Regions from separate parts of the Homo sapiens genome. Here region 2 is linked to region 1. The links are chromatin contacts, found by Hi-C in ENCODE. All regions are on one chromosome and are shown on one strand. Each heading gives the region's core, a stretch centred on a gene start or an enhancer-like site at or near the end of the contact. The rest is flanking DNA. Distances are from core to core; before and after follow the strand shown.

Region 1 (2,601 bases), core at 48-2,547:
TCTGATGCAGGTGCTCCAGGGGCAAAGCATGAGTGCAGAGGTAGAGAGATTGCTATTTTTCCTAGGGGAGGTTGGGAGATTTCCTTCTAATGGCTTCTATTTGTTCTCAGAAATATAATATAGCAAACATGAATACTACAAGACAAACTTGAGTGTCATCTCAAAGACTCTCATCAACTACGAAAGGATTGAGAACAACCCGTCCCTGACCTTGAGAATTACGGTCCTGGTGGACTGCTGCATTTCATGCCCACTCTTGTACCAAGAGGAGCTAAAGAAGGCTTTATGTCTGTTCCTCCAAAAATTGCAGGAAGGAGTATATATCCTACAAGAGTGATAGGAAGGCCAGGTGATTGAGGAAAGACTAGATGAAGTGTTGAGATAAACTAAGTCAGCCAAGGGCACAGTAGGCTAGAAGCCCTATAAGAAGAACCCAGTAAGATCCAGAAGAGGAAAAGATATATTTATGGCTGAAAGGGAAGTACATGGGAGACTTGGTTTATTTACAGTGTCCTTGTGTTTGCAATGGGCATTGTTTAAAACTTCTTTTATCCCAGAATTATTTCCCAGAACTTCCTACCAGGTCTCCCAGAACACCGAGATTTACATCTGAAAAACCAGTGCACAACGGGGAACATCTGTGGTCTTCAACTTACACAGCTAATGGCCTTTCCCCCACTCTTACATCACCAGGGACCACAAGCCAACACATGCTGTAAGGATGTAACCAGCTGTAGGGAAAACATTCATTATCAGAGAGAATTACCCAAGTCCTAAATACTCGGCTATGCAGGAAAAATAAAATTCTACTTAATGGAACTAGCAAAAGTTGACTTTTTGAAAGGCTTTCATGGGTCATTCTCATTGCCTATTTCAGTCACCCTTAAGTCACAAATCTACAACTGGAGTCTGTGATGTTCAGGCAACTCTCAACTATCTGTACATCCAGCAATTTATAATCCACATATAACCCAAATGCTGCATTTAGCTAGTAATCTCCACTGCCTCCTCCTCATCATCCGTAAATAACTTCCCTGGCACCTTTTACTAGAGGAAGATGCTTTTCTTGAGTTTAACTTTGTCTCCCTTCAGCTTTCTACTGTGAACTGAAACAGTCAATGTTCAAGTGTAAAGTAGTACCCCACGAAAGTGAACTAGGTACAAAATGTGGCATCCCTACCCCCACCTCCTCGTGAGTTTGTGGGAAGAGGGTGTAGTACACTTACTAAGTTGAACTATAAGCAGAACTTCCCTAGGTAGCCAGAGGAAAATGTCCATGAACTCAAGCCAAGCCAAAGCTGCCATTCCCAGCCTTGTGGGCAGCCAGCCCACCCTTTCGGAAGTGCCTCAGACAGTGCTTTGTTATGTTTCTCCAGTGAGGAAGCTTCCTGTAGGTCGCGGTGTCTCCTGCCTTGCAACCATGAGAATAGCTGGAGCTCAGTCATCTGTCCCCCTCATCCTGTCAGAAGGAAGGGTCAGAGAATTCCCATTTAAACAACCTTAGCAGAGTTGATGGAAAAAACATGAGAAGAAGGAAAACTCCTGAGAGTCCAAATGGTTGTGGAAAATTATTTATACACACACACACACACACGCATCACAGTCTATATGTGTATACACACCTATAATGTATATATATTTATAATACAGAAAAATAATAAATAATATGCCTAATAGATTATAAGTATATACATATATAAACATACACATATATGTATATATACATGTAGATATGTGTACATATGTATGTATGTGTTTTATATATATTATGTTTATTGTTTGTGTATTTATAAATATATAAAATATTGCCCTATCTTCCTCTCCACACATATTGGCTCGGATTTCACAGTGCTTCCAAGCATAACCAAAAGACTCAAAAGAATGAAAATTAAAAACACAATGCCAGTTTCCAGCAGGATGGGTGGTAGTTGTCAAAACTTGATGTTCAAAGCCAGGATTAAAGGCTGATCTAGCCCATGGTAGACAGGTGCTTGAGGAAAGGAAGGATTTGGCAACTGCTTCCAATATCCTTCCATCTCCAAACATACAAGTTCAACAACCCACATTGTTCCCTTATTCTTTGTCCAAATGAGAAGAAATGCTTCTGCGAAGACATTTGTTTTAGCTTCCAAATGGTCTCGGAACACCCTGAACATCCTAGAATCTGCCTGCTGGGTGGAAGCAGGGTGGGAAAAGACATGCTGACGACCACTTGGGTGGCAGGCTGTTCCTTCCATGCCCAAGGCATCTGTACTTTGAAGTTCGGAAAACTTCCTCCATGGCACACTGATTTCCATACACTTTGATTCTTCAAGACTTTAAGTGATATGATAAGATAAACTTCCCCCGAAGGAACAAGGACAGCTGAGGAAGAAGTTATAAATGTTCCCAAAAAATCCCCTAATAATCAGAGCAGTCCATAGCAAAGTACTGTAGGCCTGTTGTTGAAAAGAGAAAACTCTGCCTTCTTTATGATAATCACTTTACTAATGGAAGTGTGTTTGTGAAGTGCAAATCTCCTTAGATGAGTGAAAAGTTTCTTTTTTCTAAACTGCAGAATGAGATTGCCTGTCCCAAAGCAAACACGACAGGTGCATGTGA
Region 2 (2,601 bases), core at 57-2,556, 130 kb after region 1:
AAAAAACTTAGACAACCTGACACTCAAAACAGGAGCTCTATCTATAGCTAGCTTGATAATAGGTCATTGGTCTCTGAATATTATCAAGTAACAGAGAAGGTGTTTATTGTTGGCTGTACCCATTCACATACTGACATGAGACACTTCCCGGAGAATCCCAGAGATTCTTGCAAAAGATCTTTCAAGGAGTTGGCCACATTAAACGTTTGGATACAAGGCAATAACATTCACATTAGAAAAGATACCCCATCAGCCAGGCATGTTGTAGTAATGAAAGCTGGGACTAAGAGTAAAAAAAAGCAAAATTCTGCTATCACCTCAATTCTGCTTCTGTTATCATTAGAATGCTAAGATTTCTTGGCTTGAATATCAAATTTAATATTTTTTAGATGGCAGTTCATTTTTACATTCCTCTATAACTCATGAAGAAAATAACTGTTGAAGGGACAGAAAAAAATGGAACCATGAGTTTTAAGATTGGAATCTCAGTCCTGTATTTACTACCACCTACACATGGGTTTCAGGAAGTGGCTGCCAACCAGATCCTATTACTGCTTTACACAATCTGCCTATTCTATGGCATGACACTAAATTAAATCTTGGAGAATGTACTAGGATGGAGAGGAAAAGAGCAAATAGCAATAGATCGAACACCTTGGAAATTCCAACTATTGGCCTGGCATTGTGGAGTCTTCTGGGTTCCCTGAATGGAGACTATTATTCCAGAGATTGGTAAAAACACAATACAAAAGGCTAGAGACAGGAGATAGGAGGCTACTATTGGTTCTTCCATTTTTCACAGTGCATCAGATAGTGACAACAGGATTATAATTACAAAAGCTCCCTCACTTCTTTAAAGTCCCATCTTGCTCTACCCCCTGGCTCAATGCCTGGGTGCCAAAAGCTCAGGAAGAACAAGATCAAGGCAAAATTAACAGGTGAAGTTTAACACAAAACCTTGGAACAATTATCTCCATTGAAGCCACATCAAGTGACTTTAGGAAAGCAAATCAACTACACATTTTCTTAGTACCTTTGCACAGAAGATTAAAATTAGTAGTATATCTGCTTATACCTGATGATCTTTAAATATCATTTTTGTGCTTTCCCTGTGTATTAGCATGAAAAGTTTAAGCACACTGACTTCAAAACCAGTGAACAGAGATAAGAGTCCTGACTAGAAGTCCAGGTTACTAAAATAAAGAGCTTTGTATGGTGGTTTCTCATATTGCTATTACACAATATCATGTAACAATTCTCTCCTTAAAATTTCATCCCAGGCTACTGCCTGAGATACAAGTGAAACACCAGGGTGGACCTGGGGCCGGCTCTGAGGCAACTTCTTTAGAACAGGATGTCCTCCTTCCTTTAGGTGACAGGTTACATACTGAGAGTTTTTTCATCCCTATTGAAAACATCTCATTTGCTGCCAAACTATATGTAAGGGAAAGAAGCAAGGTCTGCCCTCAAAGGCTCCTTGGAGACTGAAACCAGAGAATAGCCGGACATACACGCAGTATGAAAAGTCTAAATTAAACAATGGCTTTACAAGAGCACCTTCCCATGTGACTTTGAATCAGAGTAAAGGGAAGTTCACAAAAATCAAAGCAGTAAAAGGGATCTTTATTTGGAAAGTACTCATTAACTGGGCAAAGCCAACCTTTAGGAATTAGATCTGTGAGGAAAATCCTCCTGGCAATGAAATCAGGACTTTGAATTCTACTGGCTCATAAAATAAATAATAATATCCACTTACAGTTCTATATTACCTTTCAGTTTACAAAGTGGCTTCCCATAGATTATTTTATTTTATCTTCACAACACTCGTCTTACATAATGATGCCTGATTATTCCCTTTCATGGGTTAGGAAATTGAGGCTGGAGAAGCAGACCGGATTTCCTCAAGGTCACATAGTTATTAAGAAGCAAAGCCCAAATTGACATTTTGGTCTCCAGACCCCCATTTAGGAGCTGTTTCTTTGTTGCATCTCTAAAGTTAGTAAGCCATAATTTTATATTATCATATCTAGGTATACGTTCATTTGTAAAAGCCCCTGGTTACTTAAGATCTTGAAAAAGAGTTAGGCTAGGCTTAGAATAAGGCAGAATTTCAAGCTGTTTTATATGTTCCCTGTGACAATGGCAAGAATCCAAGGTACATTTTGAAGACAAATAAAATGAACAGTATTTTTTTTTTTGAGACAGAGTCTTGCTCTGTCACACATGCTAGAGTGCAGTAGTACAATTTCAGTTCACTGCAACCTCTGCCTCCCAGGTTCAAGTAATTCTCATGCCTCAGCCAACCAAGTATCTAGGACTACAAGCACATGCCACCACACCCAGCTAATTTTTGTATTTTTAGAAAAGACAGGGTTTCACCATGTTGGCCAGCCTGGTCTCGAACTCCCGACCTCAGGTGATCTGCCCACCTCGACCTGCCAAAATGCTGGGATTACAGGTGTGAGCCACCATGCCCAGCCCAAAATGAACAGTATTTTTGAATTTCATAATAGTAATATCAAAGGCTAAAACTACTGCACATATTAGAAGCTCTGTCAGTGGAAAAAAAATCAAATTTCCCTGATCAACTTATAAACTTGA

The links. Hi-C counts contacts between places; a loop is a spot of excess contacts on that map. Pooled maps may share reads with other maps.
Region 2: a loop to region 1 is called in a pooled map, with 2.8 times the contacts of the local background. The contact joins two enhancer-like sites. A Hi-C loop is called at or near these places in 6 of 50 pooled maps.

What each region holds. Positions count from the first base shown.
Region 1 is chr12:89,084,279-89,086,879 of GRCh38, forward strand. No RefSeq gene overlaps it. Among named protein-coding and RNA genes, the nearest start is that of LINC02458, 66 kb to the left of the region's middle. Within about 2 kb of position 1,298, at least 3 of the 41 ENCODE cell types and tissues checked have a DNase peak (open chromatin) inside an H3K27ac peak, as active enhancers do.
Region 2 is chr12:89,211,150-89,213,750 of GRCh38, forward strand. No RefSeq gene overlaps it. Among named protein-coding and RNA genes, the nearest start is that of DUSP6, 140 kb to the right of the region's middle. Within about 2 kb of position 1,307, at least 9 of the 41 ENCODE cell types and tissues checked have a DNase peak (open chromatin) inside an H3K27ac peak, as active enhancers do.